Linked DNA regions of Mus musculus: all the other regions are linked to region 1. Evidence: chromatin loops called from intact Hi-C (ENCODE). Cell type or tissue: heart. All regions are shown on one strand. Each heading gives the region's core, and the rest is flanking DNA. Links, peaks and the distances in the headings are about the cores only.

Region 1 (10,603 bases), core at 808-8,807:
ATCACGTGCTTCTTGTGAAGGTCCAACTCAAGCTGAGGGTGAGAAAGAAAATGTTACTTTGCCCGAGGGCTTGTGTGAGACTGATTGAGGTGACTTGCTGTGGTCAGTGCCACCTGACCATGACTCGATACCCCAACAAAAACAGCCTGATGAGGGCCACCGAGAGGGGTCAAGTGTAAAGCCGTGGTCTGCATACCTGAGGTCCATCCCTGGCACTGCCCATGTAAAGAGCAGGACGGGATGGCGTGTGTGTGGGCTCCTTGCACCTCTGTGGTGAGGTGGGAGGCAGAGACTAGAGGACTCTCTACAAGCCCAGAAATTTAAGGGTCAGCTAGCCCAGAGTTCAACTTAGCAGCAGAAAAGGACAGACTCTGCCTCTAAGGGAGGCTGGGGGACGGGAGGAGAAGTGACGCCCAACGGTTGATCACTGACTTCCACACAGGGGCTACAACACATCTGCACCCCTCACACACACAATCGTCAATAAAAATCAACGAGCTGGGCGGTGGTGGCACACGCCTTTAATCCCGTCACTTGGGAGGTAGAGGCAGGCGGATTTCTGAGTTCGAGGCTAGCCTGGTCCAGAGAGTGAGTTCCAGGACAGCCAGGGCTACACAGAGAAACCCTGACTCGAAAAACAAAAACAAAAAAAAAAACAAAACAAAACAAAAAAAAATCAACAACAAAATCCAATCTGAATGATCAGCAAATAGGAAACCAAAGGATCACGTGCTTCTAAGCCCTGTCTACCCCTGGTCACAAAGGGCCAATGCTCTCTCTCGGAGCCCAGGGGAGGGCAGCGAGCATTTCTCAAACAAAACTGCAAATTGAAAGGAGAGCCTGGGAGACGCTGGGTAAGCAGAGCCAGCCCTGAGCTTGGCTTGCCAAAACTTCCGGCCTGAACTCAGAGACCCAGCTGCCTCCGCCTCCCCAGTGCTGAGATGGGCAGGGGCAGGGGTAGGGGCAGGGGCAGGGGCAGGGGCAGGGGCAGGGGCGGAGACAGAGGAGGCAGAGGAGGCAGAGGAGGCAGAGAGGCAGAGAGGCAGAGGCAGGTGGATTTCTGTGAGTTCAAAGCCAGCCCAGTCTACATAGGGAGTTCCAGGACAGCCAGGACTACGTAATGAGACCCTGTTTCATAAAAAACAGTCAAAGAAACAACAACAAGAAAGAAAAAAGTGAACTACTCCATCTAACTTTCTTGTTTCCTTTTTTAAATATCTTTTACATTGTGTGTGTGTGTGTGTGTGTGTGTGTGTGTTGTATATGTGTAGGCCAGAAGACAACCTGTGGGAGTTGGTTCTGTCCTTTGCCGTGTTGGTGCTGGGATGAAATTCAGGCCACCAGGCTTGGCAGCAAACACCTTTACCTGCGGAGCCATCTCACCTGGAATCACTACTGGCAATTTCTAGACACAACGAGCTACGGAAAGTGACCATGTCAGACTTGTCCTAACGTTGCTGAAGTGAGTAGACAGTAGCAGTAACTGGCATAATGCCCTCCAGCCAACCTCTGTGCAGTGACAGGTGCCAACCAAGACAGGATGCAGATATGGCCCCTGTCTCCTCCACCCAGGAGCACCAGGCTTCACCTTAGGAACCCAACACACAGCACCAGCCTGCCTGGCTCACGCTGACCATGCTGCCAAGAGGAGCATCCCAACATACAGCAGTGATCTTGCACATTGCTAAAGTGGTCCAGAGCCTCTGGAGGAAGGCCAGGCAGTGCTGGTCCAGGTCTGTCTCCCATCTCCTCACCAGCTTTATCTCTTCAGGACTCCCTAGCCATGGGGCATCTTGGTCTCACCTGGCCCTTTATAGCTTCCTCGGTTCTGTCCTCGAGGCACAGGGCAGCATTTCCAATCATCTCCATCCAGAAGGCCCTTTCCTCACACCATATTATCCAACTGAAAGCAGCATCCTGAGCCCACTGCCCAGGTCTCTGCAGCCCACTGGGCAGAGAGCTCCTAAGCCACAGAACATACCCCCAAAGGCAGGTTGCCTGTCAGAGTTCGCTGCTCAGCCCTGTCTGGCCAGGTCTTCTGCCCTCTGTATCAGCCCAACACACATCCAGACCCAGAAACAAGGAACAAAATCTGAAACCGCGGTGGTGCCTACGCAGGCGAAGCAATGGGAGGCTTCGTTCTCACCTCTCGAAGTTTGGGGTTGTTCTTCTTCCAGTGTTCATATAAAAGTCGTTCAGCAATCTATCAAGAAAACACAGGAGACGTGAGGTCACTATTCACATTCATCCACACTTAGACAAGATACAACAGAAGTCAGCTTCTCTCTTCAGTGATGACACCCCCGTCTGCCGTTAAATCCTGCTGCCTTTGCACACCAGCTCTGGAGATGGGGCATCAGAGCCAATCGGAAGGGCATGGACAAATGCCTGTCTCAGTGGACCAAGAGTCAGCTAAGATCTGATGCTATGGCTGGGTCCCTTCTAGGGGCAGAAGTTTCCAAATACATACTAAGCTAAAACACACAGACTGCAACTAGTTACCATAGCCACCCAAAACATAAAATATAGCGTTCCCAGGTATTGGTGGGACCAGAGAACTGAAAAAAGTGAAGGTGAATCCCACACAGTGACTTATAAGCCGCATACCAAACACTCCCTATAAAGGTACATAAGAGTGGATGCTGGCTTCCTGTCTGCTTCCCCTTACTCGTGCTGGCAAGCTCATCTCTCCTATGACCGTGGCCAGTGTTACCTGCAGAGAGACTCTTCTGCAGTGTACTGTGTGGAAGCATCAGGTCTCAAAAAAGCCTCTGGCCAATGAGCTGAGGCAGGATTAGAAGGTGAGGCATGGGGAGGGGGGGGGGAGAAAGAGGATTCTGGGAAATAGTCAGATGCAGGAGATTCACCCCAACGCCGGCAGAGACAGACACATGAACCTGAGCAGAGGTAACTAACAGCGTGGCACGGCTTAGGCTAGTTTAAACAGGATGACTGAGTTATAAGCTCGTGGGAACAAGCCAAAGCTATTGGCGTAGGCGTTTATTCATAGATAAAAAAAATCTCAGAATTGTTATTTCAGGGAACAAAGAGGCCAGGTGGGAAAGCGTGAGGTTACAATGACCTCCAACTTCTTCAGGGTCCTAACACAGACTGAAAGCCAGATGTTCTGCAGAAACCCTCCCAGACTCCAGCACCAGGCAGGAAGCGCAGAGATATCTGAGCCTCATGGGCTCAACAACTGCGGGATTTCTGGTCTGTCTGCTGTGGGACAGCCACTGCTGGCCAACCTGGACTACATCCTCAAAGGGCCAACAAAACGTGGTTATACACCCCAGCTGGCACTAACAGGTTACCAAATGAGGTTCAGATCATTGTTACGTGCTGAATCTCAACTCAACACGGCTCACATTTCAAAGGCTTGCTCTGGTCCAGGCCGGTGATCCACCTTTAATCCCAGCACGTGGGAGGCAGAGGCAGGCAGATCTCTGGGACTCTGAGGCCAGGCTAGTCTATAAACAAAGTTCCAGGCAAACCAGGACTACACAGTGAGACCGTTTCAAAACAGCAAAAGCAACATTGAAAACAACTGCTCCCTAGCTTCCAGCACTGTTCAGGGGAGGCAGGGGGCGTTTAAGGGGATGAGGTACTAGCTGGCGGCAACAGTCCACTGTGGTGGGTCTCTGAACCCTCTTCCTAACATCCTGTTTCCTGAGCCAGCGCAACTTGAGCTCCATTGGTCACAGGCTCCATGCCTTCCTCATTACAATCGCTGGAGACCCTCAGAAACCACGAGCTAAAAATAAGCCTTTCCTCTCTGGGGGGTGGGGGTGGGGGGTTGGAGGCGGTTTTCCCCATGGGCTCTAGTCACCTGACCATCTCGTCGGAACAGGCACCCGAGAACAACCCCGTAGGCGCACTCGTCCGTTCCGGCGGGGATGCTACCGCCCTGCAACCTGCTTCCGGACTAGGGTAGTTACCAGCTTCCTCTGTTCTTCTCGGGCTGACTTCAGGTCCTGGTGCTGCTCGCGGAGCCTTTGCTCCCGCAGGCCCATGCTCAGCCTGAGCTCATCCAGCTCCGCAGCCAGCAAGTCCTGTTCCTCCAGGAGAAGCTCTCTGAGCCTCTCCCGCCGGAGCTCCAGAATCTTCCTCTTCTCCTCCTTCATCTTCTCACAATGGTAGGCGTGCATGCTAGGTTAAGGAGTTCCCTGGACATCAGTCACACCAGGTCACAGTTTGATGTACATTTCTATGTAATTCTTGGGGGGGGGGGCTAAACACCTACCGAGAAGACACTAGCGCTGCCTTCTGGTTTATCTTTTAAAATGTACAGTACTGCCGGGCATGGTGGCGTACGCCTTTAATCCCAGCACTTGGGAGGCAGAGCCAGGTGGATTTCTGAGTTCGAGGCCAGCCTGGTCTACAGAGTGAGTTCCAGGACAGCCAGGGCTACACAGAGAAACCCTGTCTCGAAAAATCAAAAAAACAAACAAAAACAAAAACAAAAAACAAAAAACAAAATGTACAGTACTTCTCCCCAGCACAGCACAGTTTCCAGCATCATCAGGAGATAATTCAAGCCACAGTCCCTAAGCCCCTAGGCTACATTCCCCGAACCGTGGTAGGAACCAGTGGGCAGGACAACACACAGACACTTGCCTCCGCTGGTAGGAGATCTTGGAGCTCCATTCGATCTGTTTCGAGTTGTGGATGTCCCAGGTCCTGAAATAGCGACTGTTCTGTTCCCACTGCTGGCGAAACTGGTCCTCCTGCTGATGCTGGCGCTGGCGAAGATCCATGTGTTTCCGGCTGGACCAATAAGAGGGCAACGTGGGGAGAGCCATCTGAAGGAAACAGCAGTGGGCAGAAAGTAAGCCAGTTGTAAAGCCAGGGACCGCCCCCCTCCCACTCGGATGCCTCCTCTCTCTATTGATGTCACTCGCCCCTTGGCTGCACCTTTCTCACAGTTTTAAAGCCCCACTCCCACTCGGATGCCTCCTCTCTCTATTGATGTCACTCGCCCCTTGGCTGCACCTTTCTCACAGCTTTAAGGCCCACGTTCCCACCCTAGGACAACCGAATGATCAAATTTTGTGAAGGAGGCCCATGCCAGAAAGTTTTAAAAGATTTGCCACCAAGGCTGCAAATTATCAATTTAAATAAACGTGCACTGTGTCCAGTAGTGGCCAGCCATTATCAGGGAGATTGCAGACATAGAAAATGTCCTGACATGCCTGGGATAGGAAATAGAGGTTTTTTACATTCTGCATAAAAACTACAGTGACAAGCAGGTCCCAGGGGCATGCCCCAGCGGTCCCGCGTACTTTGGAAGCCGAGGCGTGAAGAGATCACTTGAGTCCAGGAGTTCAAAGCCAACCTGAGCAAACCAGAAAGCCCCCTGTCTCAAAAAGCAAGCAGAAATAACCTGCGACAATGATGTGAAGATGACGGGTATGTGCCAAGCGCTAGGCATACAACTTTTTACAGGTCCCGCGGCTACAAGGATGCCACGTCCCCGCCCCTCGGCCCAGCCTAACCTCTGACTCATGCACTCCGTGTCCGAAGTTCGCGGAGAAGGGTCGCCGGCCTTAGCTCGATCACGCGCCCGCTCGCTCCGAGGGTCCCCAGGCGCCCACTGCACAGACGCCAGCCGTTTCCTCGCCGGTTGCCGGGCAGCCCGCGGGACAACGGAGCACGGCGATGGACAAACTTCCTCCCGCGCGACACCCGCCGCTCTCCAGGAAAAAGGAATGGTGGGTGGTTTTTTTCTCTGGCGCCACCTGGCGGTGGGAGGTAAATCGACAGTACTTGTTAGTCCTTGATGTAGGGTAAGGAAAAGAAACCTTAGTGACCCAGTCAGGATGATGGGTGGGGGTGGGGGGGTGGGGGTGGGGTTACCGGAGGAAGGTGGAGGAGTGAGGGTAGGTTTAATGAGAATCATCCCCTGGCCAGAGTGAGGAAATAAATGATTTGCAAAGATCCGCGGGTGTGTCCCGTAGGCAACGGAGGCCGAGAACCCGAGAACCGCTGGCCTCTGTAATGACCTCCGTCATTGGTACACTACTGTAGCCTTAAGATTGGTGGTGAGGGGCTGGTGAGATGGCTCAGTAGGTAAGAGCACCCGACTGCTCTTCTGACGGTGGCTTTGTGAAGGTCTGGAGTTCAAATCCCAGCAACCACATGGTGGCTCACAACCATCAGTAATGAGATCTGACTCCATCTTCTGGAGTGTCTGAAGACAGCTACACTTACATATAATAAATAAATAAATCTTTAAAAAAAATTGGTAGTGGGTACAAAGTTTTTTGTTTTTTTGTTTGGTTTGGTTTGGTTTTTCGAGACAGGGTTTCTCTGTATAGCCCTGGCTGTCCTGGAACTCACTTTGTAGACCAGGCTGGCCTCAAACTCAGAAATCTACCTGCCTCTGCCTCCTGAGTGCTGGGATTAAAGGTGTGTGCCACCATGCCCGGCTTGGGTACAAAGGTTTTAATAACTGTAACTCGCATGGTTGCTTACGTCCATGCATTAACTACCTAATACCAGTAAAAAGAGAAAGACATAAAAAGGGATTGGGCATATGTAGCATGCTCAAAGCTCTGAGTTCAAGCCCTAAAATAATGTACAATATTAAAATAGTATTTTACTTTACTAAATAATACTAAAATAGTGCCCTCCACGAGAATGTAAAGATATAGATAAATATTCGATCATTCCTTTTTGTTTTGTTTTGTTTTGTTCCTTTTGAGGCAGGGTATCTCTGTGTATCCCTGGCTGTCCTGGAACTCACTCTGTAGACCAGGCTGGCCTCAAACTCAGAAATCCGCCTGCCTCTGCCTCCCAAGTGCTGGGATTAAAGGCATGCGCCACCACTGCCCAGCTTCGATCATTCTTTTTTCTTCTATTTTCCCACCCACTTCCTTCTGCCTCTGCTTCCCAAGTTTTTCTGCTCTCTCACTCCTCCATTCTGTTGTTCCTCGTGGTGCCTGCCTGATGTTTCTGTTTCACCTGGAGCTGGCTGTACAGTGTTGTTGGCTCTCCACAGCCAATAACCAGGTTCAAACCTGCAGCATGCCAGAGATGGCCAACCTGGGCTGGTCACTCTCTGACCCTAGGGCTACCCTTTCCCAGGCTCCGTCTCCAATGGGGGAGGAGGTGGCACCCCCATCTGGCATGATTAAGCCAGAAAGAGCCATCAGGCCATTGAAGGAGCCCAGTACACACATCTGTTGACAACTCCTTGAGCTGTACTGAGAACCTCAGGCATATGTGAGTTAGATCCGGAGAAACCTGGGGTTCATTTCTGATTTGTTTTGGGCAAGCCTGCTTCCTTCTGGGCCTCAGTTTCTTCTACAGTAGAGTTGCCATAGAAACCCACCTGCTCCTAAGAGTGGTATGACTTCAGGGACTTCCTCCTGCATTTCCTCTCCTCTTCCTCCTCTTCCTCCTCCTCCTTTTCCTCCTCCTCCTCCTCCTCCTCCTCTTCTTCTTCCTCTTCCTCCTCCTGCATTTCCTCCTCCTCTTCCTCTTCCTCCTCCTGCATTTCCCTCTCCTCCTTTGAAAGAGGGTCTTGCTGTCCAACCCAAGCTAGAGGGCACTGTGTAGTTGATACTGGCCTCCTGCCTCTGCCTCCCAAGTTCTGGGCCCGAGGGCTTATGCCTCACACACAGCTTGTCCCTGGACCTCACACTGGCTAACAGTTCCACTGGCACCGCAGCTACTGTTGGCTCACAAGCTGCCACCTATAGCTGGTTAGCCTATGTGTAAAGTGTCTGTTCCATCCAGAAATTGGGAGAGAGATTTGATTATCCCAATTTGAGTCTCAACCGAGCCTCAGACAAAGGTATTCTCCCTTGCCCCAGGAACCACAGCTGAGGCGTGAAGGCTGGAATTTGAACCAAGATCCATGGATGTGGGGCCAGAGCCCAGGCCCTCCCTATCCTGATTCCCCTTCCCTGCTGCGGCCGCAGTGCCAAAGCTGGATATGGCTGGCTTATGGGTTTCAGGCTAGCCTGGGCTATAAAATAAGTCTCAAAAAAAAAAAAAAAACCCAAAAAAACAAAACCCAGGCTCTGGGAGATGTCTAATAACTTGAGTTCAGATCCCTGGAATATGAAGAAAGGAAGGAAATAAGAAAGGAAGGAAGGAAGGTGTCTTAGTCAGGGTTTCTATTCCTGCACAAACATCATGACCAAGAAGCAAGTTGGGGAGGAAAGGGTTTATTCAGCTTACATTTCCACATTGCTGTTCATCACTAAGGAAGTCAGGACTGGGATTCAAGCAGGGCAGAAATCAGGTGCTGATGCAGAGGCCATGGAGGGATGTTACTTACTGGCTTGCTTCCCCTGGCTTGCTCAGCCTGCTTTTTTTTTTTTTTTTTTTTTTTTTTTTTTTTTTTTTTTTTTGGTTTTTCGAGACAGGGTTTCTCTGTGTAGCCCTGGCTGTCCTGGAACTCACTTTGTAGACCAGGCTGGCCTCAAACTCAGAAATCACCTGCCCCTGCCTCCCGAGTGCTGGGATTAAAGGCATGTGCCACCACGCCCAGCCTTCAGCCTGCTTTCTTATAGAAGCCAAGACTACCAGCCCAGAGATGGCACCACCCACAAGGGGCCTTTTCCCACTTGATCACTAATTGAGAAAATGCCTTGCAGCTGGATCTCATGGAGGCATTTCCTCAACTGAAGCTCCTTTCTCTGTGATAACTCCAGCCCGTGTCAAGTTGTACACAAAACTAGCCAGTACAGAAGGAAAGGAAGAAGGAAGGAAATCAGATGTGGTATCACTGGTCTGTAATCTCAACTCTTCTGTGGTAAGATTGAAGGTAGAGGTAGCTCATAGACCAGATAAGACAACGTCTATGCTTTGGCCGGTGAAGCCAGAGAGACCCTGCCTCAAACAAGATGGAAACTTCAGAACCAACTCCTGAGAGATGTCCTCTGCTTTCCACACACATGCTGTGGCCTGCACTCACATGTGCACACACACACATGCATGCCCGTGGAAGCATGCACCTGCACACATGTGTGCACACACACACACATCTGCAAATACAAAGCAGATTGACTTTATAAGGAGGTCTAGCAGCATAAAATATTTATGTTCCATATTTTAATGTTTAGTATTTAGGCCAGTGAGGGACTAACAGGGGAAGGCTAGCAAGAAAGCGAGGTGGGGAGAGGGTGGCTTGCACCTGGGTCTGTCTTGGCTTGGAAGGAGACAGGATGGGGAGGCAGGCACAGACAAGGAGGTGCTCTCTGTCAGCTCAGCTGTAGCCATCCCAGCGGGCTCTGTCCTCACTTTACCAGCTGGTGCTCTCTAGGGCATGCTTACCTACCTGCTCTCGGCTTTCTCAGCATCTCAGTATCAATTGCCCTGGCTTCGATAGTGTCTTTTGGGCTAAGATAATGACCCTCCCTGATGACAAAGGTCAGCTCATAGGCTTTCTCTAAGAGCCCAGCTTTGTAACAGGCAAACTTGCAATAAGTATTCAGGAGAGAAAAAACAAAACGCCATTCAGGGTGTTCGCTGAAGACAGCCAGTAGCATTGGGGGCAGCTTTCGGCCCGGCCTTGTGTTCTGTTTCTCTAGGTTTTCAGTTTCACCACAGACTCTGGAGTTTGTGTAATGCTGTCACTGTTGCTGAGAAATGGAACACCAATGGGTCCCAGGCTACACAGTTGTGTCACTTGCGATAGAAGCACTTGGGGGGACTTTAAATTATCTGATGCTTAGCAGCACATGCCTGTAACTGGCACCCAGGAGGCTGAGGCAGGAAGATCATGATTTCTAAGCCAGCCTAGGTTGTACACTACAACCCTGTCAGAAACAGAGACCGAGACCCAGTTCCCCGCCCCCCAAAGAAGTGCTGACTTATTTGTTTTACTGATATAGATGGGGCCTGTGCATCTGCTTTCTGTATTGGTTTTTCTTATGGTCCTGGGAATTGAACCGATCCCCTAACTCCTTGTCACTTTCCAGCTCTCTGGGACCACCCTCAAGGTCCCTTTTACCCTAGTCACATCTGCCAAGACCTTTTGGCCACATTTAGTCACATGGTCACCAGTTCTGGGCATCAGGAGGGACCTCCCTTGGGAGGCCTCTATCCGCCTATCATGGAGCGACTGTCCCTAGTTTTTATGTACAACAAGAGGCTACAGATGGAATGTCATTCCAGAACCTTCTGTTCTTGCTGGATCCTTCTGTTCGGCACCTCAGACAGCCCTACCTGCTTCCGTCTGCTGGGATACATTTGTCTGATGGAATGCCCCTCCCTGTTCTGTCTGCCTGTATTATCTTTAGACCCCAGCTTGTTTGGGTGGAAGGAGTCCCTGTGGACTCCAAGAGTGCTTTAGGCTGAGCTTCAGTTTGCTGTGTATAAACTGCAGCTAAAACGGTTACTCGTCCACTAACTGCTTGCTCTCTATACACAATGCCAGGGACATGGTCAGCCTGTGGTGTGTGACGATTGTCAATTTACTGCACATCGCCTGTTAATGGAGAAGCTGGGGACTCACTGGGTTGCATGGCCTGTGAGTCTTCGTTAGAGGGCTGTGCTCTCTGGTCGATGTAAATCCCTCTTCTTCCAAGGTGGCCACAGTACAGCTCCACCCCCTGTGAATGACAGGGATGGGTGTGGGCTTTAGGCACAG
Region 2 (10,603 bases), core at 941-8,940, 95 kb before region 1:
CGGGTGGCAACCTGAGACTTAGGACTTAGTCTCCCTTTCTCCCTAGGTGTAGAGGGTTCAGCCGTGTGCACCCCCCCCCCTTCCAAGCTGCTGTGTTGACGAGACTGCCTGTCTGCCTTTCAGGTGCTGCTACTGAACTAGATTTCCCTGTTGTTACAGAGGTTATTAGTATTTATTTTAATTTTGCTATAATGTTGTTATGCTTTACTGTGTATTCTTTTTGTGTTTTAACTTAACAGCCTGCACTAATGTGAATACCACCCAACTGTGGGGGTCACATCTGGAACCTTGTAACCCTGAGCCATTAAATGTCAGTTAAATGGAAGAGAGATCCTGTCTGCTGTTCTGTGCCTCATTACGTTCCCAAGTGTTTGAAGTGCAGGGTCGGGCTGGAGATGTCTCAGTCCTTAGAACACTTGTTGCTTTTGTAGAGAACCCAGGTTTGGTTCCCAGCACTCACGTGGTGGCCCACAACTACCAGTGGCTCCAGTTCCAGAGGATCTGTTACCTGTTTCTGATATCTGGCGGGCACCACGCATTCCACAAAGGCAAACACTCATATACATAAAATCCTTTTAAAAAAATCTTTAATGCAGGTGTGCGTATGTGTGGGGGGGTGTGGGTGAGTGAGTGAATGAATGAATGAATGAATGAATATCTCGCCTGATTTGTTTAAGGAAGCCCTGAGTAGTGGAGTTTAAAATAGTACATTAAATAGTAGAGCTGAGCTGGAGTCGGCTGGGACAGAACAGGCCTGTGGTTTTGGCCCCAGGGCCAACTGTAAGAACTAAAACCTCCCCCTCTCCAGTGCCCACCTCCTTATCAGCGGGAACACTGGCGCTCTGCAGTCAGTAGTGTAAAACACTGAGGTGTAGGAGTGGCCACAGGGCTGGTCTCCCCAGCAGGACATGGCCAGCCTGCTTTGCTATGCTACTCTAGTCCTTGTTGCCGGTTTGTTGTTTTTGTTTTTTTTTTAAGGTTTTAAAAGGAAACACCAGAGCTTTGCCAAGCCTATAACCCTCATTACTCGTTCGTTGCTTGGCGTAGACATGGATGTGAGCGCCAGGGGTACTGGGCTGAAGTTCTCCAGACTCTTTCCCGGGGCAAAGAATTAGACCAGAAATGCATGGTTACAAATAGAAATCGTGGGGCTGGAGAGATGGCTCGGGAATTCAGAGCACATATTGCTCTTCCAGAGGACCTGGGCTTATCTTCCCAGCGCCTACAGCAGGCAGCGCCTGATCACCTATGAATACAGCTCCAGGAGGCCCTGGCTTGAGGGCACCAGCGCTCAAGTGTACACCCTCCCTCCTCAGACACATACGATTAAAAGTATTTAAAAATAAGTTGCCAGGCCTGGTGGTGCACACCGTTAATCCTAGGGCTCCTAAGGCAGAAGTCGGTGAGTCTCTGAAGAGTTCCTGGCCAACCAAGGCTACATACAGCTTTACTAAAGGGAACTCAGGGGTGCAAGGCAAGGCCCCTTAGTCAAACCATCCCCCACACATTACCTGTGTAGCCAGTGGAATACGTGACCACATTACCTGTGTAGCCAGTGGAATACGTGACCAGCCTACACCACACATGGGGCACTGTTTGAGGTCTGGGGACTGGGAGCCCCAGTCATTTCCCAGCTGCACTGAAAGCCCAAACCCACACCTATTTCTAGACTGAGGTCTGGGTAGCACACCTTGGTCTCCAGGACTGTCCCACAGTCACCTAGTTTCTATAGTCCGGTCCATCTCTCCATGTCATCACAGTCAGGAGGTGAGGCGCCTGAGCCCATGCTGCTGCCTGTACGGTCCGGTCACCGTTTAAAGCCAGCTTTTCCTTCCTGCTGCATTTCATGCCAAGGCTGGGACACTCGGGAGCCTGGACTCAGGGCCAGCAGTATGTCCGGGTAGAACTTCTCAGTTTCAGCTTGCTGGGGGCACCGGAGCCTTGGTGCCCCATTTTGTACCCCTATGCCTTCAGGAGCCTCTTGCTCTTTCTGTCTCCTAGAACACCAACGCCCACCTCTGGAACCCTGACATCATTTGTTACTCAGCTACTACCTGTTTCTTTTTAAAGTCCCGATTTTCACCTGAATGTGTTAAAAGCAGCCCCCAGCACTCGAGTTTCAAGAAGCGAGTCTGTTTCTCTTTTCAAAGGCACCATACTTCAGGAGGCCCACAAAGAGGATCCAGGTAGCCCAACACTTTTTAATTCCATCCAGTGAAGGCAAGGAGGGGTGTGCTGCTCTGTGGACAGGAAGTTAAGTGTGAACAGGAAGCCTGTGTTCCGGCAACACAATGACTGGAGGACTTGCTCAGGCCTGTCAACACTAAGCACCATTTACGGAAGTGGATTTATTTGTGTTTTTAGAGAGAACGTGGGAAAGGCTGCAAGAAGCTGCTGCAATGCTGAGTCCCGCTTTATGTGGCTTCCGGGGACACAGTCACAGACTTCAGGGAAACAGAGCCACGGGATGCAGACGAGGGTGTTCCCTAGGGTCCCCCTCTGTGATCACGCATGGCACAGCTGCAGCCCCTCCCAGAAGTGCCTGTGCCCCTGGCATATGTCAAGTGAACAGACCACCAGCCTGGGTACGGAACCAATGTGCCCATGCTGGCCTTGTGTGCAGGGAAGGGATTTGGATCGGACCGTGCCAAAAAAAAAAAAAAAAAAAAAAGGCAAATGGCTATGAGAAATGAAACTCACAATCCTTTGTGTCTCAGAACATTTTACTGGCAACGCTGACTGTATCAAACAGACATTCCTGGGAATGGTGGCTTCTCTTCCTATCCCCAAAGAAGCATAACAGGAAACAGACAGAGAACAGAGGAAAAGGTACTGTTTTGCCGTGTGATCAGCACAGCCTTGTGGGGGTGGATGCCTGCGCCAGGTGAGAGGGGCAAGGTGCCCTCGGCTGTGTTCCCCAGGGGTTGGGCTGTTATGCAGTAGGTATTTACAGGAGGGTTAGACAAAAATAGTTAACTACTAAAGGTATCCAAAAGAGGCCTGAGAAAGTCTGGTTAAAATGCATAACCTTGTATTGCTACTGATGGGAGGAGTCAGTTTTATATCTTTTAAAAATAATAAAAAGATTCTGTTAAAAAATATATTTTTCCAGAAAGATGTTGATTTGAACTCTAAAAAGCAGTGTGGAGTCATCATTTTTCCCTTTTGGATGAAGAGCCTCTGCTCTAAGTTAGCTCCCTTTCTTGTTTCAAGTTCGTCCTGTCCTCTCTATGAAGCCAGGCTGTGCAGCTGGGTCTCCCCAGGCTGGAAATCCTAAGTGGGAGCAGGCGGAGAACACACTGGCTGGGCTCTTCCAGTGATGTGGCCAGCTTGCCTGCTCTGAGAACCCAGCCACAGGGGGGCCCCCTAGCTGCTCTTCCAAGGACAGGATTAGCTGCCTTTGGTGTAGCCCAGAGGATGCTGCTCCCAAAGGGACTGCCTTTACAGATTCAAATCAGGTCCTCAGTGTGTGGAGTGAGGTGGCTTAAAACTGTTAGTAATTTTTTAAGGCTAAGGCAACATCCGTGGTCATTTGTATATCTGAATTTGATGCAAATAGCCATAATCTAAAATAGCTCCTGTACATATCCTCTTGGCTGGGGGTAAAAGGCATGGAACGAGGTGGAAATGGGACTGGCACAATGGCAATGCTGCAAGAGCCCTACGGGAAGGGAAATAAAGAGGTCAGCATAACCCGTTTCTTTGGTGAACAGGAAGGAACGTCTCCAGCTCGTACCCACTCTACAAAGGCTGCTGTTCTCCTGTGGAAAAGCACCGTGACTCCGCAGTAGCTTGTCACTTCTGACTAAGATGCATCTACTAGCCTGCAGGCTCAGCATTTCTGTCTAAAGCTGGTAAAAAAAAAATGTGACCTGCCAGGCAGGACAGCGAATGGAAGGTAAAGATGCTCTCCTCCCCTCGGTGTGGAGATGGGGCTCTGCCGACGCCCGGATCTCCGCTCTGGGGAGTCCCTGGTCCTGCACCTCTACATAAGGAAAGGGGGGCTGCTGTGTAAGTGCAGGCCCTCGGCCCCCCGGGTCTGCCTCACTGGCATGGCACGTGCAGCCCAGAGCCTCTGCTCTGCAGCCCTGGACGGCAATGTCTATTTCTCAGTGAGAGACAGCTGTAAGACTTGCTGGAGCTCCGCTTCTTCCTCCTGGAGCCTGAGCTCCCGCTCCGCCAGCTCTTTGGCAGACAGCTCCATGGCCAGCTGCAGGTCGCTATCGAATCGGCTCGACTCGCTGAGGCCACCTGGGCACCTGCCCTCCATGTTGGTTAGGAGACTCTCCTGGATGGCCCTAGGGTAGAGAGTGGGAGAGCGTCATTCCTGTCCTGGGGGTGCAGGGGCAGCAGCTCCATCTCTCTCTTACTGGTTACTAAGGGTGCACTGTGCCAAGCACTCCAGCTGCATGGGGTCATCTTGCCTCCTGAGGTGGAGCTGATGGGCCTCTGTGACCCAGCATCACCCAGTACAAGGCTATGAGTAGAAGGAACTTGGTCTGTTTGAAAGCAAAGCTGAGGTTGCAATGCTCAGATGCCTACCATATAGGAAAAGGGAGGAATGGCCGTTGTTTGGGATTTCTAGCCATTTCCATCTCTCTCTCTAACCCTGAATGTCCTCCCAGACAGACCCGCAGTCACACGGTCACAGGAGACCACGCCAATCAGAAAACATTTACCCAATGCTTCGCTCTAAGCACCCGTAACCTGCACCCCAGCTAGCACTCTGTGCCCCTCGCTCAGTTCAGAGCTGGTTTAAGTAGGGACAGTAACGATAGATGCCAGGAGAGCTGACTCTTAAAACCTCCTGCTGAGCACAAGCCGGGCAAATGCCCCTGTATCAAGTGCCTGTGACAACCTCAGTGTGACGAGAACCGCATCGTGAGAAGCCCCATCTGTTACCTCTCATACTGGGCTTCATAGCTGTGTGTGTGGCTGACCCCTCCGTTGGAAGCTGGTCCTGAAAGGTCCTGGCAAATACAAAAACAAAGTGTAGGTATCAACTCATCTCGCCGTCAAAGGAAGAGTCGCCAAAGCGACCAGGAAGTGAACGGAGTGAGAACAAGACTCAGGGCGTTCACAGCTTGCCGCAGACAGCATGCCGCCAACAGTGACTGACAGGCTACACGCTTTTCTAACGTGGCACAGGGCATCATCAGCGTGTACCCTGGATTCAAGGCCATCACCTCCTCATGCTTTACCTACTTCCACTCTAGTAAGAACCATTAGCCTGGCGCAACATTCAGACAACCAAGACAGGACATGCTTTTAAGACAAACTAAGAAGATAGAGTTGCTATCTGTTGCCCTAGACTCTGGCTATTGCCCTCAAAAGGGTTGCCAAGGTCTTATAGCTATCCAGAGAACAAGGAGAAGCTGGTTTGTGCTGAGAGGAAGCACGGAGGGCTTTGTGAGGGGCTGGATCCTCTCCAAGGAGCTCCCCAAAAATAAACACCACCTTCCCCCACCCCCCAGTGAGGGCTGGAAAGATGGCTCAGTGGTTAAGAGCACTGGCTGCTCTTCCAGAACCCAGGTTTGGTTCCCAGCACCCACATGGCGGCTCACACCCATCTCTGACTCTGGCTCAGAGGAGCCAACATTATTCTGGCCTGCTCAGGCTCCAGGTGCAGGCAGACATGCAGGGGAAAACAACGATACATGGTTTGTTTTAATTAATGAAGGAAAGAAAAAAAAAAAAAGAAAGAAAAAGGATGGGATGTGTGGAACGGGTCTGTGATGGCAGTGGGCAAGTAAGAAAGACAGCGGGGCTCCAATTACTCAAGCCCCGGAAAGCCATGGCAGGACACCGTGCTCACAGCTCAGAGCTTCCAGCAGAGCGGAAGCGATTTCACCCATGAATCCCCAGCATGCTCTGTGATTCCTGCTGGACAGTCCGTGGGAAGAAAGAAGAAACCAATGACCAACAAATGGACAACAAAAACCCAGGACACACAGCCATTCCAGACCACATGACCCTGCCTTGGAGGAAAAGACTATTTACACTCCGGGTTTCCTTCTTCTCTGTCCCCAGGTTGATGCTGCCTTCTGCCCAAGCTAGTAACAGCAGACAGCAGAGACCACACATCAGCACCAGAAGGGTGTCTTTAATGCCCAGACTGTTTCAAGCAGTCGGGGTCTGGAGGAATGAGGCATAGGCCCCCTAACACTCTTTACCTAGCTCTTTTTTTTTTTTTGGTTTTTCAAGACAGGGTTTCTCTGTGTAGTCTTGGCTATCCTGGAACTCACTTTGTAGACCAGGCTAGCCTCGAACTCAGAAATCCGCCTGCCTCGGCCTCCCAAGTGCTGGGATTAAAGGCATGCGCCACCACGCCCGGCTACCTAGTTCTTAAAATGGGAAAACCTCAAGCCTGGGCTTCCATTCTCTCACCCCACTGACTAAGCCTGAGAGGCACACGATGGCTGCATCTGAGATCAGAATCCACAGCACTCCCTGTAAAGACTGCTTTACAGATGTAAATGTCAGAGGTACAAGACTATAAAGCACCCCTGGGGGGGGGCAATGACACAACAGCTACACTGGTAAACTTGACAGAAAGTCTGTCTGAAGACATGATGCCAACCTACAGAGGCTGGGTCTCTTACATAGCAAGCTTTGTGAAATGACCAACACAGAACATTTCCCCAGGAGGTGGAATGGGGAGGGGGCAGGGCGGGGTGGATCAGCCCCAAGGGCCCAGGCTGACACCCTACCTGGCTCCTACTGGACTCCAGCAGGCTCTGCTGGATGGCAAACTGCATGATCTCATAGTCTTCGTCTTGCAGGTGCACGTTTCTGCCATTGTCTTGAATGTGGTAGGATTCAGGGATTTCAAAGACAGACTGATCAACCTCGAAGTTTGTGGCCTCGGAAACTGAAATACAAAAGTCCAGGTCTCTATCCATTCAGACAAACTGTTTCTTAGAGGGTTGTTTTTTGTTGTTCTGATTTTATTTTTTTGTTTTTGGAGACAGTGTCTGTGTAACTCAGGCTGGCCTAAAATTCAAAACACAGCCCAGGCTGGCCTAATATTCAAAATATAGCTCAGGCTGGCTCAAACTCATAATTCCCCTGCCTCTAATTACAGTGTCTTACAGTATTACTTATGCAAAGCCCCTCCTGCCCCTGCCTCAGCCTGAAAACATTTCAAATTAAAAAGAATGAAACCAGTAACAAAAGAACCCAAGGGCTGAGGGTGTGGTGGGGCAGGGAGGGTTGGGGCGGGGTGGGGCGGGGCTGAGGGTGTGGCCCGGCAGAACAGAGCAGAGCTTGCCAGCAGGGAGGCTCCTGGCCCCACCCCCGGCGCACATGACCCCGCCCACAGGGCGACAACTAAGTGAGATCAGACAATAAAAGGTAAGACAAGAGGCCATGATGAAAGTCCTCATCAGTTTGCTCTGGAGACTCTAAAGGGATAATAATCGTGACAGTAAACTTCACAACACAGCTTCTGTTCTAACATGATGATCTTCAGGAAGGAAACAAGAGTGGACTGCAAAGGAGAAAGATTCTTCTCTACAATGGAGCCAACCGGCCTCCTGAGACCACGGCTGAAGCATATCCTCCCTCCTCCACCGTTCCAAGTTGTTTCCCACTTAATCCAAACTCTCCTCTTCTGAAACACAGATTTGCCTCATTTCCGAATGTTTAGTATCCAAAACTTGCTTTTAAAGTCCCAGCTTCCGTGTTTTACCGACCGGCTTCCGGTTCGTCTTACCTGCCTCGGCCGGGGTCCCCTCCACACCCTGGCTCTCATCAGCAGTGCTACAGCCATTGACATTTCCGAATGTGATCCGTGCGTTTAAGACGTGGAATAAGGGGATTTCTGCCCAACAGAAGCTTTTGTTAGTAGGTTTCACTGAGAACAGTGGTCAGATGCTAGCACTACGCTGAGCATGCGCAGAGCGTGCTTTATCAGCACGGCTTCCTTCAGTCCCCACAGTGGCCAGCTACCCCCTACCCCGAGTGCACAGATGAGAAACTGAGTCAGGTGTCATGAATAGTCAACCACCCAAAACCCAGACAGCATTGTCTACACTACTCCATGCATCAAAAGATCTTCCTGCCAAACGCCTCCATTCAACCGTTATCTAGGAGTGGTGGAGAGCAGTTAGGTAGGGCATGTGGATGATCAAAAGTGTGCGCGAACACACACACACAGACACACACGGAATTATCCAAGTATTAACAAAATATCAAAGAATAATCCAAAAAGTTCAAAATAAAATTACCCAATTTGAAGTTTTGCTTACATTAAAGGTAGGACACTAACACTAGAATCCATGTTTGTTTTGGGGGGAGGGAAGGGAAGGAGGGTTGTTTTGTTTCCGGAGAAAGGGCCTCATAATGTAGCTCCGAGCTGTCTGGAACTTCTAATGTAGACAAGGCTGACCTCGGCGGCATCCTGCTCTGCCTGCCTCTGTCTGCTGGGTGCTGGGACTAAGGTGCGCCAGCCCTCCTGGCCAGCCCGTGCCTGATAGCATCATCTGTACACAGAGCTACGTACTGGCTGGTAACGAAAGCAATCACACATCACATCACGTGGAGCCTCCCGTTGTTGCCCAGTCAGAGGATAGTGCTGGCCTTCTCTGGTCTGTTTATCGTGTGCTAACTTGTTTGTTTGTTTGAGACAAGGTTTCTCTATATAACCCTGGCTGTCTCTGAGTGTTGAGATTGATGGTGTGTGCTACACCTGCCCAGCTCTGCTGATTTTTCTTTTTAAATGTTACTGCTGCTTTTTCTCTTTTTTAAGACAAGGTCTCTCTACAGCTCTGGAAACTTCCTGGGTAAAACAAGTTGGCTTCAATCTCACAGAAATCCCCCCAACCCTATCTCTTAAACTCTGGGATTAAAAAGTGTGCGCCACCACACCTCGCTGCTAATTTGTCCTTAATCTGCTCCGGTCCCCTGAAGCAGGTTCAGTCTGATTCACAAACAGGCAGAACCTGCAAACGCCCGCCCCTCCATCTCGATCGCATTTAGCCATACCTATTTTGACAGGGAATCCAGGAGGGAAGTCCAATTTGATGAAATCTCTCAATCTGGCAAAGTGAGCGCTGGTGCGAGCCATGAGGTCAATGATGGGGATGACCTGCTCCACGAGGGAGAGTGGGAACTCCTCGCACATCCACAGCGTAGCCTTAAACCTGCAGGGTAGAGAGAGAGAGAGAGAGAGAGAGAGAGAGAGAGAGAGAGAGAGAGGGAGAGAGAGAGGCAGGTCACTGCTGCTCAGAAGGCTAGACACACACACACACACCGTCCTCCAAACCCCACCTCTACACTAGCCCTGAGCTCAGGACTCTTGAGGGACTGGAACCCCGAGGACCTCAGGAGGAGAAAGGCCTGCATTGCTGCCTACCTGTGCAGCAGGCTGCATGACTGCATTTCAACTCATCAGCTAGATTTTACTGGCAGTAAAACCACACACACACACACACACACACACACACACACACACACACACGCGCACACACTGACACTCACATGCGTGCTCACCCGCGCACACGTGCTCCTCTCTCTTTGCCCTCTATGACTAAGGCAAGGAGCCACTGACTGTTGGGTTTTGCCAGGTTAAGAACCTCAACATAGGGCTGGAGAGAGGGCTCAGCAGTTAAGAGCGCTGACTGCTCTTCCAGAGGTCCTGAGTTCAAATCCCAGCAACCACATGGTGGCTCACAACCATCTGTAATGGGATCTGATGCTCTCTTCTGGTGTGTCTGAAGACAGCAAGCAACAGTATACTCATATACATAAAATAAATAAATCTTTTAAGAGAGAGAGAGAGAAAGAAGAGGACTTCAACATTACTTTTAAAGGAAAGGGACAAGGAACCAGCAAACCACAGAAGACGGAAGCGCACATCCAGGTCTTACACTTACTTCTGCGTTCTAATTGTCAGCTCTTTTGGTCTTCCAATGTCCCTGTCTTTCAGGTCAAAGTCTTCGTCAAAGTACTCGTCGGGAGTGATGGCCGTGGGGTTGTTCACAGTGGCACACTCCGTAGCGAGGTCCTGCTGAGCCAGAACTAGGGAGAGTCAGGACGGCCTGACCTGAAAGTGCAGATCTACTACAGCTTCACGAAGAGAGAAGTTACTCTGTGGGGAGGGCCCAACCGGACCAGCATGACATGGAGCTGGCCGAAACAGGTCTACCCGATTAAGTCCATGCCCTCTCCCCATCTCTGTCCTGCTAAACAAGACATCCACTTGCATAAGCGGGGGATATAGAGGGTCTGGAATTCCTGTCTCCAGCTTCAAAGCTGTAAAGGAAGCTGCATCTCCTGACCCTCAGTGACATCATTGCTCCTGATGCGTGGTTAGTTGGGGCGAGGTGTGTGTGTGTGTGTAAGGAGCCAGGCTGCAGAATAAAGCCAGCCTGACCTAAGAGCCACACTCAGAGACGCCCTTGTTTATCAGAGAGAGAGCCCGTTTGTAGGATCTACCCTTCCTCCAAAATCTTGAATTTTCAAAGTTTCGTTCATCCAGTTCTCTCCCAGGAGCCACCTGAGAACCTTCCCAAGTCAAGTGACCCTGCTCAGGACCCACAGCCACCATCGCAAACAGGAGAGGGGCAATCTTAATCATTAAGCTCCCCCAAATACCCTGTCA
Region 3 (10,603 bases), core at 1,290-9,289, 62 kb before region 1:
GGCGGCTCTGCCTTTCAGCAGGCTACCCCTCCCCCAAGTTAGAAGCCAGCCTGAGCTACACAGTGAATTCTAGGCTAAGCAGGGCTATACAGTGAGACCCTGTCTCAAGCAAAAAGAACAAAAACCAAGAAACCCAAACAAATGAAATAAGAATTCATATTAATGCAAAGATTCTTCACCACGGCTCTAACTAACATTGGAGTCTGATAACACTCAGTGGTGGGTGAGTGGCTGCCTTGAACACTGTAAGGCACAGCGAGGTCGCTGGCCTCTCCCCAATGCCATGCCAACAGCACCCACCTCTAAAGTCAACCCAACCCAAAACGTCTTGTCTCCTTGCATTCCCAAATATTCACTATCATCTTCATCTGAGAACCACTGATTTACAGAGGTGGGAAGAAAAGAAAAAAAAAAAAAAAAAAAAAAAAAAAGCACTTCAGAACAGGAAGGTCCTAAGGAGTCTGAGCAGCAGAGATTCTCAAACCAACCACCCTGGGGAGCTCGTTAAAACCCCGATTCCTAGGCCCAGCCGCAGCCCCATCAATTTAGACAAGTACTGGGTTTTCCGTCGTCACTGCCTCCATCCTCATCCAATGGGTAAGGAAAAGTGGGGTCCCCCCAACGTAACTGCTTTGCCCAAGGTCACAAGAGAGTTAGAACCAGGCCACCGAAGCCAACCAAGCTCTTCCCCAGCACCAGGGCGGGTGGAGTAAGGTGTGTTTCTTCCGTCTTCAAGGCCATAAAGCTTAAAGGTGAATTCTGGGGCCAGCGAGCCTGAGATAAACGATCTGGACGTGGTTTTCATTAGCCCGATGGCCTTGCGCCTTGCGCAAGGCAAGTAGGCTCTGGGGTCTCAGTTTCCTTCTCTGTCAAATGGAACAATAAGCGCTCATTCCTAACGATATCAGAAAGAGGAGAATGGACCAAAAGCCCCCGGCACCGAGCCCGGTCTACGGTAAGCGCTCTATGGATCCCGGGGCTCAGGAGGAGAACGGATCCCGACTCCGCGCCGCGCACCTCACCTGGTCCCGCAGCTCCTTCTCCAGCTGCTCGTAGTCGTTGTTCCAGACCAGGAGGTGCAGCGGGAAGCGGCTGCTGGTGTCGCGGGCCGAGGACATGGCGAGGAGGCCGCCACCCGGGCCTGACCGCCCGCCTGCCACCAGCCTGGACCCGACGGGGTCTCGGGGGCCCGCCCGACCGGCCGGAGAGCGAGGGGAGAAGGAAGGCGAGCGGGCGAGTGCGGGGCGCAGCGGGCGACAAGGGCCTCCGAGTCCGGAGCGGGCGGCGCGGCAGGCCTGGGGTCGCGGGCCGGGCTGGGGACCGGCTCGGGGACCCGCTCGGCCGCGCCCACCCCGCGCCCCGCGCGCTCGCGCCCGCGCTGACAGCTCGCGAACCGACTGCTGCCGGCCGAACCGCCCCGAACAGGGAAGTGCACGGGGAATTCCATCGCGCGCCGCGGCCGGGGGACGCGACCGCGCGACCGGCCCAAGCCGCGCTCCATGTCGCTCCGCCGCGCCCCCACCCCGGGACACACAACAAACAACGATCTGTGGGACCGCAGGGCCTCCGAGAAGCCCGAGATCTCCACGCACAAAGTCCACGATGCGCGCCCCGCGACTCTCGTCCCCTGCCCAGCCTCTTCCAGTGGTGCGCTCCACAATCGGGCCTCTTCCATCGGCTCTGCAGCCCGGGGTGAGCGCGCAGGCCGGACCAAACCATCCGGCTGGAGCCTCCCCAGGCTGCCTTCCACGATTGGTCAGAAACCATTTTGGAAGTGGGCAACGGGAACTCGTTTTCACCGGCGAGCTGGAACCTGGAGAGCTGGCACCAGATACTCTCCTGATAACGGGGTAGTTGTGTCTGTGGGCTTTTAAGCTTTGGAATCTTTGAACTGGGTGGTTCTGTGCGCGGAGGTCATCCGATGCTTTGTAAGTTAGGGTGGACGCCCGCCTCTTTAATGCCATCAGTATTCACTATCCCCAAAACTGTCTCCAGACGGGAGCGGTTGTTCCCCCAGGAGGAGAAAAACCGCCCAGTTGAAAATGACCGTTTTGTCTGAATTCCCAACTCGGCTATAATTCAAAGCGTTTGCCGTGAAGGTTTATTCCGCATCAGTCTCCTTAAGCTAGCCATTCAGATTCAGGATTGTGGCCCAAAGGACTAATGGAGAATCCAGGTTGGCTCACAATATGCACAAGTAAAATTCATTCTTTGGGTTACGACTTCAGGCGCTCTGTCTTCTCGACACAAGGAAGAACGAAGCAAGTGCTGTGTCTGCCCAGATGTTTACAACTGCCACGAAGTCGTCCAGTGCAACCTGCAAGCACCCCCTCTTCCTTATTGGCTCTAGCTACACAACCTTAGCTTTTCAGATGAGAACGATGGTTGTCCACGAATCCTGACTGACCTAGTGCATTCTCCTCGGGTGCAGGGTCATTGGAGAGTGAATGAGGCTAATACATAAAGTAGTACCTAAAAGCTCTAATGGAGGACTGCGTGGCAACTATCAATCACATTAAACAGGACCCGTGCTTCTAAGGCCTCTTATGGACATGACTAAATGAACTTAACTGTTGTCTCCCGGGAGATTATATGTATAAAATTTCTATCACAAGGTTTTGCTTCTTTCTCTGGTTCTAATCAATCCTGGAACAAGCAATCACTTCCCAAAAGGGAGACACACACACACACACACACACAATTGCGAGAGCATCTAGAGACAGGCACTGGAGGGTTGGGCGGACCTCTGCCCTCATTCAAGATGGCGATACGGAAGCGTGCCCTTTCCGGTCACATGACCTGCAGGGCTCCGCAGGCCGTCTCCCCCGCGCGTGCGCAGTGTGCCGGGGCTGAGAGGCGCTGGAAGGCGGGCGGGGGGGAGAGGCGCCGCCAGCGCCGCCCGGGGACCCGTTAGAGCGGAAGCGCAGCCGCCGCCGCCTCTGCCGTCGCTCGCGGGGTTCCCAGCAGGTGAAGCGGGCACCATGTCGAAGCGGCTCCGGAGCAGCGACGTGTGCGCCGACTGCAACGGGCCTGGTGAGTGACGCCGGGGCCCCCGCTGGCCAAGCTCTCCCGGCCGGGACCCCTGGCGGGGCGGTCCCCGCGGGCGGGAGCCTGACTGCGGCCCAGTCACCCCGACCCCCGGGCTGCCGGGGCGCGCGAGACCGTCCCGGGCCTGTCAGCCGCGCGGCCCGGGGCTCCCTCCCTCCCGCGGCCCGGGCGAGCACAGAGGCGGAGGGCCCGGGACCGGACGGGACGGGACGGGACGGGACAGGCAGCCCGGGAAGGCCAAGTGACAGGAGTCAGACGCGGGCGGCCCTAGGCTGCAGGTGTTTCCCCTTCCCCGTCTCCCGCCCCGCCCGCGCGAGTGCGCGATCGTCCGCTGCGCCGCCTCACGGGCCCCAGGGTGGAGGGCTGCCCTGCTCCGGGCGGCCGCTCCTAAGGGGAGAGACTGCCTGCCCCAGGTCGGGAGCGCAAGTTTGAGGATCCGTGCTCCCCCCCCCCCACCCCCGATTTTGCCTCTGCGTGACCTTGGACCGATGAGTTCTCTTGCTCAAACCTTGATTTCCTCCGGGTTTTTTTTCCCCCCCACCCACTGCTGGAAACTATGGCCAATGCAGTGCGCAGTGGTCAATGGACATTCCCCGGGGATCGGCTCCTTTCGTAGGATAACTCAGTTCAAAACCCTTGTAGTTCCTTCAGCCACAGTCTGGCTTCAGATTCACACTGTCACTCGCAGCGACTTCGAACCGCCAAAACTGTTCTAAACTGCAGATAGGATTTGGATTTGAAGATTGGATCTGGCTTTGTAATTGGAACCCAACTGACAGGTCTCGATCCTGATTTTGTGTGTGTGTGTGTGTGTGTGTGTGTGTGTGTGTGTGTGTGTGCTTGCTTTGGTCCTTGGACTTTTCGGGTTTGAAGTCAAATATCAGATGACTTTCCTGGTGTAGCAGTGTTCAATAGACAGTCTTAATTAAGCCATTGAACGTCAGCGGCTTGCAACAGATTTTTCTCTTCGTCTTGTCATTTGGAAGCAGAGACTGGTTTTAAGTGGTACGGTGGTAACCAGTACTGGTTATTTCATGGCCCTGGGTCCTACAGGTTAACAAATGGAAGATAAGGAGAGGCAGAGGCACTTTTAAAAGAGATGCTTTGTTTGCAAGCCGCGTTTATACAAACTATTATTTGGCTAACGATGTTGTGTGTTCCGCTTCCTTCTTTTCTTGCTTGTGTTCCGTTGATTCATGTCTAACTTAAAACTTCCTCTTGGGATGCTTGCTTCTTACTTCTCCAGGGATTGGTCCGTGGTAGAGGCGGGCTGCCTCCCCTTGCCACCCCGATACTGTCTTGTCCATTTTGTGGTGTTTTGGGGCCTTTTCTATTGTTTCATATTAGAGGTCTTGAATGCCAACATCTAGAAAGGCTTGAGTCACTTCCTGTTTTGAATAGAATGAAGCTACCTTGAAGGCTGAGGAACAGCTAGGAATAGGTGCTGCCTTTTGTGCACAGCTCAGGGGAAAGGTTACCTGTAGGAGTAGGCTCCTTTGAAATCCTCATGCTAAGGCCTTCTCAGAAGATGCTCAGACAGACATTTGACTCTCCTGGACGTTTGCAGAAGATGGGTGGGGGCACAGATACTTTTGAAGTCCACTTGTGTTGTTCCTGGAGCCTGATTAAAAAGTCCTGCCTTTCCGGGCGTGGTGGCACTCGCCTTTAATCCAAGCACTCGGGAGGCAGAGGCAGGCGGATTTCTGAGTTCGAGGCCAGCCTGGTCTACAAAGTGAGTTCCAGGACAGCCAGGGCTATACAGAGAAACCCTGTCTCGAAAAAACAAAAAACAAACAAACAACAACAAAACAACAACAACAACAACAACAAAGTCCTGCCTTCTAGATGAACTGGAGGGGCTTCACGCAGCTTCACTCGTAAAAGCTTAAGTTTTATGTGTCGTCTGTATTCTTTCCATGGGCTTCTGTTCCATGGTGTTTAAGTGATTAATGGAGACCATTGTGTGGTGCGCGTTAAAATGTTGTCATCCTGTCATCCTTTTCTTGACTAGTTTGCCCCAAGAGTACTGTGGACCTCTGGTAATAAAAAGCAAAGTCACGCTTTCAGTCTCAATATTAATAACTTGCTGCAGAAGCAGAGATGTCACACATCTGCAAGCAAAGCCTCCTGTTTCCTACCCTTGCTCCTTAGAATGGCTGGTAGCACCTATGGTAAAGCTGGCTGAAACCCTTTCTGTTTTGTTTTAGAGGAGACGCTTCACTGTCTGCCTTTGTGTGTTGGGGATCAAAGCCAGGCCCTGACAATTGCTAGGAGAGCCACACCCTCAGCCCTGATTTCTTGTTTGTTTCTAATGAATCTAGTTCATTTTAAATGCATCATTCTTGTGCCAAGATGACACTCTAATTTTGTTCTTTACATCGTCCCTTCTGTGAGATAGATACATCACTATTCCAGTTTGGTCCTCAGTGAGAACACTCCAAGACGCAGCTTGCCTCAGATGATTGCACAAGAGGTGGCACGGCAGGGTTGGGATTCAAACCATGGACTGTTTGTCTCCATAACCAGCCCTCTTAACCACTGTACACCTTGATTGAAATCCCGTAACTTTTCATTAAATGGTTTGAAAGGGTTGGAATAAACATAAAAGTGGTAAAGATGCTCTACATGCATTTCAGAGATTTTTGTGGACATTGAAGAATTTTAAACTGAACCCTTAGGCCAGGCAGCTGGGGTAGCATCTAATGCCACCCCACATGAGTCTGATGAAATGGGGTTTCTAGGGCTCAGTTTACTCACACAGATCCGTCCTACCCGCCCAGTGTGAGTTACTCCTGTCTGCAGTTTTGTGGGATTTTAAAGGAAAAAGGTATTGTACTCAATTAAAAATACCATCATTTTTGTTTTCCGTCTGTTCGTTTGAAGTACCTTCCTTCAGATCCAGCAGGTGGTCAAAAACTGCAGTGCTAGCATAGAGCATTGTCTCTCTGAGCAGAATGAGCCACCCTTGCTTGCCCGGGGCATGGGGGCCTGGACGCTTCTGCAGTTCTCTTCTGGCTTCTGTTAGCACCTGGGTCTGGACTGCCTGCTCTGGGCAGCAATAAGTTCACCATTTACCTTAGCTACTGTTACGCACTGTGTGTGTGTCAGGATCACACAGCTCTGTTATTCTCAAAAAGGGACTCGACGCGGTCATCCAGATGGAGGTCAGCATAGAGTGCTTGCCTAGCCCAGACAAGGCCCCTGGCTCAGTCTCCAGCACTGGAAGCAAACAGCGGAGCAACCACCCCTGCTCCCTCAATCTGCTGCTCTAACCAACATCCCCTGAGAGCACGAGTCTGTGGCGTGCACCCACATCCAGGCTGCAGACTGGCCTGCACAGGAAGGTGACTGCTGTGTGCAGCTGCCAACCTAGTTAGCAGAGCGGTCAGTCCGGGTGGGGGGATCATCAGCCTCCTAGGCTGAGGAGCAGATAAAACAACAAAAATGTGCTCTGTTTTTCTTAAAAACCAAACATCACTCATCTTTTGCCATCCTGTACACAGCAGCCAATTGGTGTCCTTGCCACTGAGGGGTTGTTCTTTTTCCAGATCCTTCCTGGGCGTCAGTAAATAGGGGAACTTTCATATGTGACGAATGTTGCAGTGTCCATCGGAGCCTGGGGCGCCATATCTCCCAAGTGAGGCATCTTAAACACACAGCATGGCCTCCAACCCTGCTCCAGGTAAACCATAGGAAGAGTTCTCATAATTGGAAAATTATATTTTAGTGATTGTTGCTTAACAACTAAAATACTGCCTACTATACATCTTAAATCTTATAAAAGTTTACTCTCTATGTATAGTATAAAGTGCTGCCCTGTGTTGAAGTCATTGTCTGTCCTTTCTTTGTTTACCTAACATAATTGTGTTCCCCACATTCAGTTATACATAGACAGATATATCAATAGATTGTGTCGATAAAAGCTTAAATTCTCTAGTGCGTTTTCATTGGTGGCTTTCTAGAGAGATTATCACCAGAAATTGTTGTGTTGTGCTGTGTTGTGTTGTGTTTTGTTTTGAAACAGAGTCTCGCTATATAGCCCTAGCTGGCCTTGAACTCACAGACAATCCACCTGCCTCTGCTAAGTACTAGGATTAAAGGTAATTGCAACCGTGCCCAACTTCAGAAATCATTTTATTTTTTTAGATGTATTTCATATATATGTCTGTGTGTGTGTGTGTGTGTGTTTGTGTGTGTGTGTATGCCTGTGTGTGTGCATGTGTGTGTGTGTCTGTGTGTGTTTGTGTGTATGTTTGTGTGTGTGTATGCCTGTGTATGTGTCTGTGTGTGTCTGTGTGTGTTTGTGTGTGTGTGTATGCCTGTGTGTGTCTGTGTGTGTTTGTGTGTGTGCTCACAGAGGCCAGAAGAGGGCACTGGATTTCCTGACACTGGAATTACAGAGCGTTGTGAACCACACCGGTGCTGGGACTCAAATCCGGGTCTTCTACCAGAGCAGCAAGTGTTTGGTTTAACACTGAGCCATCTCTGCAGCACTCAGACATTTTTTAAAGTCTTTCTTTCCTATAAATTGTAATAGATGATCCAGAAAATTTTCATTAACAGGCAAATTTCTGAGTACCTGCCTATATTTTTAGAACTTTTTTTTTTTCCTGCTTTGATAGCAGCATAGACTGGGATTCCGCAGAAATTGCTTCAACATTTGAAGTTTTTAAAAAGCTCTTGCTGTTAGGCAGAGACTTGAGTGAGCGTGTTTTGATCGCATGCCTAACACTTGTCAGGGGTCTTTGTCTTATTTGGGATCTGATGTCATGTTCCCGGTACTTCTGTTTGCGATACACAGTCTTCATGTCTCCTGGAACTCAGGGATTAATCCTGTGTTTTGCGATATTTGTCTTAATACACATCTTACTAAAGCTGTAACAGCTGCACAGCAGTACTTAAACTCCCACAAACGAAGGGACCAGAGCAAGTGGTTCGGGTTACTGATGAGAAGCCCTGAGAGCTGCACTAGCAGCCGGGTAGCTCTAGGAGTCCTGATTGGAAAGGAAGTTGAGAGAGATTTATTAAAAGTTCTACTTAGGGGCTGAAGAGATGGCTCAGCCTTTAAATGCTAGCTAACAACCATAAATCCCCGAGTTCTGTTAGAAGTGTTCAAAGGCCCCTTCTCGTGAAAGGGTTAGCTAGCGCCCTCCACCACATTGTGAGTTCTGTTAGAAGTGTCCAAAGGCCCCTTCTCGTGAAAGGGTAGCTAGCACCCTCCACCACATTGTGAGTTCTGTTAGAAGTGTCCAAAGGCCCCTTCTCGTGAAAGGGTAGCTAGCACCCTCCACCACACTGTGAGTTCTGTTAGAAGTGTCCAAAGGCCCCTTCTCGTAAAAGGGTTGGCTAGCGCCTTCCACCACACTGTGTTTGTTTACAGCTTTAGAATTTACAGATGGTCCAGAGATGAATGATTGAAAATGTTAGCAGGGCGTGGTGGCACACGCCTTTAATCCCAGCACTCGGGATGCAGAGGCGGCGGATTTCTGAGTTCGAGGCCAACCTGGTCTGCAGTGAGTTCCAGGACAGCCAGGGCTACACAGAGAAACCCTGTCTCAAAACAAACAAACAAACAAAAAAAAAAACAAAAAACAAAAAAAAAGAAAATGCTAGGGTTGACTTTAAGGCAGCAGACTCTGAAATGTGTGTGTGTGTGTGGGGGGGTCAGGACCACAGTGGGGTGTGAGAGAGCTTAGCACGCAGACGTGTGCTTATAGCATTACTTTAATCATGTACAAAGAAAGTAACATAATTATTAACAAGATATTTTAAATAGGTGAATTTAATGAAAAGCATTGAGTGAGTGGTGTACACAATGGTAAACGGCGTGTGTTCAGGCAGGTGTGTGCCAAGGAGCCGGGATTGGGCTATCCTACACACAAAGCTGGCTCCCATGTGGAGCTCCAAGGTCTCACTGCCAGTCAGGAACAGTGACGGCCCGGTCCCCAGTCTCACTGTGCAGTCAGACGCAGTGGCGGGAGGTCCCCAGATATGGAGTGTTTTTAGTGCAGCACTGTTTTTTCATTTTTGTTACTGGTTGTTTTTGACTATTTGTGGGATAAAATGTCCTCTCCTACTCCTTGTTTTCAGATGGTTGAGACCTTGTACAACAATGGTGCTAACTCTATATGGGAACACTCTCTGCTGGACCCTGCCTCTATCATGAGTGGGAGGCGGAAAGCTAACCCACAGGACAAAGTTCAGTGAGTGGAGTGGTTATAACTTCTATTTCTTCTCAGCAAGTGGCCCTGTGGAAAGGAGTGTGGCTATTTTGATCAGCCTCCAAAGGGGCTGTGGGCTATGCCTGGGCATTTGCTGTGAGGAAGGCAGGGGGAGGGAGGCAGGGGGACCATAACTTTGGATGCTCACCCAATTGAAGTTAGTGATTTCTCCAGTTGGAGTCCAGGGCTTGGAGCTTGACTCCGGGTGATGAGGTAGATGAAACCGAGCGCTCTGTCTGCTGGCCGCAGCGTTCTGGCAGTGCCGGGCCTGTGACACAGGGTTAGATGCTGCTTCCTCAGGGTGCCCAGTTGAGAAAGGTAAAGGGAAGAGAGGCGCTGGGAAGTTCAGGCGTTCTCTTATCAGCTCAGGCCTTTGACTCTGCTGCAGTGGAGTCCAGCTTTGCCCTTCTTACTGTCCAGTGGGGGGGGGGGGGTGTCACTTCCTCTTCTTACAGCACAAAGAATGAGAAATGTGTCAGAGCTGTTAAGTGAACTGTGTTCTTATTTGTTTCCAAACCAGCCCCAATAAAGCAGAATTCATCAGAGCCAAGTATCAGATGTTAGCGTTCGTCCACCGATTGCCCTGCCGCGAGGACGACAGCGTGACGGCCAAAGATCTCAGTAAGGTGGGCGCGCTCTGCCTTCTGTGGGGCCGTGAGATGGGCCGCTTCCCTTAAAGCCATGTCAGGAGGAAGAAGCAGCCTTTTGCAAGTGCCTTTGACTAACTGACCTTTCTCCCTTACACAGCATTCACTCCTCTCAGACACACTGGACAAAAGGAAAACACGCTTCTAAGAAACTGTATTTTTTTCCCCTTTTATTTTCATTTTCATTTAATTGATTAATTAATTTGTACTTTTTCGGTACAGTTTTCACATAGATTTTGATAAGTTCTTTACTTGAGAATAATAGCCATTTCAAAGAAGGTTTTCTAGAGAACCTAGCATCTGAAATAGAGCAGAGGAAGGAGGCTGACTGCTTCAGATGTCCAGGTTCAAGGCTGGAGGGCAAAGTGCACCTAGAGCTGTAGCACAGCCGTGTCTGTTACACCGCGAGCGGTGCCTTCTTGTGGGCCTTGGCTGTTTCTACGAGATGCCGTAAAAATGCACATCACAGTTTTTTGAGCGGTGCTTTGAACTAGATGCTCACTCAAGACAGCGTGTGCACAATTCAGAATACTAATTCTGCACAGATGTAAGTGATTTTCCTAGTGAGTAAATAGTTTCCTTTTTTTACCAAATAAAAAACATGGCCAGGTGTGGTGGCACACATCTTTTTTTAGTCCCCGGTATTCAGGAGGCAGAGACAGGCAGACAGCTGTGAATTCAAGGCCA

The links. A loop is a pair of places that touch in the nucleus more often than their neighbours do. Peaks named below come from ENCODE experiments on the same cell type or tissue, not always from the same donor. Only the 100,000 strongest peaks of a DNase experiment are listed, where the experiment ranks them.
Region 2: a loop joins it to region 1, with 7 times the contacts of the local background. A loop is called at or near these places in 5 of 42 quality-filtered maps.
Region 3: a loop joins it to region 1, with 4 times the contacts of the local background. A loop is called at or near these places in 7 of 42 quality-filtered maps.

What each region holds. Positions count from the first base shown.
Region 1 is chr5:114,702,853-114,713,455 of GRCm38, reverse strand. Tchp (trichoplein, keratin filament binding) reads right to left here and starts at 5,677. Exons shown (of 13, transcript NM_029992.2): 1 at 5,496-5,677; 2 at 4,618-4,802; 3 at 3,939-4,149; 4 at 2,147-2,203; 5 at 1-32. The coding sequence starts at 4,802. Gm34931 (a long non-coding RNA gene) reads left to right here and starts at 5,637. Exons shown (of 3, transcript XR_387595.3): 1 at 5,637-5,711. In heart, for the core only: a CTCF peak has its summit at 5,725 (motif pointing left); DNase peaks (open chromatin) are centred at 3,947 and 5,675; H3K4me3 peaks cover 1,632 bases; H3K27ac peaks cover 868 bases.
Region 2 is chr5:114,797,924-114,808,526 of GRCm38, reverse strand. Ankrd13a (ankyrin repeat domain 13a) reads right to left here. Exons shown (of 15, transcript NM_026718.2): 10 at 9,876-10,006; 11 at 8,986-9,143; 12 at 7,715-7,822; 13 at 6,711-6,871; 14 at 4,903-4,970; 15 at 2,706-4,298. The coding sequence ends at 4,103. 1500011B03Rik (RIKEN cDNA 1500011B03 gene) reads left to right here. Exons shown (of 2, transcript NR_027817.1): 2 at 1-331. Among named protein-coding and RNA genes, the nearest start is that of 1500011B03Rik, 11 kb to the left of the region's middle. In heart, for the core only: a CTCF peak has its summit at 3,356 (motif pointing right); DNase peaks (open chromatin) are centred at 2,366, 2,923, 3,336 and 4,066; H3K4me3 peaks cover 486 bases; H3K27ac peaks cover 2,059 bases.
Region 3 is chr5:114,765,744-114,776,346 of GRCm38, reverse strand. Git2 (GIT ArfGAP 2) reads left to right here and starts at 2,855. Exons shown (of 20, transcript NM_001347400.1): 1 at 2,855-3,033; 2 at 6,597-6,730; 3 at 9,139-9,251; 4 at 9,790-9,895. The coding sequence starts at 2,982. 4930515G01Rik (RIKEN cDNA 4930515G01 gene) reads left to right here and starts at 1,364. Exons shown (of 1, transcript NR_027872.1): 1 at 1,364-2,614. It overlaps Ankrd13a (ankyrin repeat domain 13a), which reads right to left and starts at 1,207. Exons shown (of 15, transcript NM_026718.2): 1 at 1,023-1,207. The coding sequence starts at 1,118. In heart, for the core only: no CTCF peak of the experiment used is centred there; DNase peaks (open chromatin) are centred at 1,406, 1,716, 2,376 and 2,826; H3K4me3 peaks cover 3,368 bases; H3K27ac peaks cover 2,592 bases.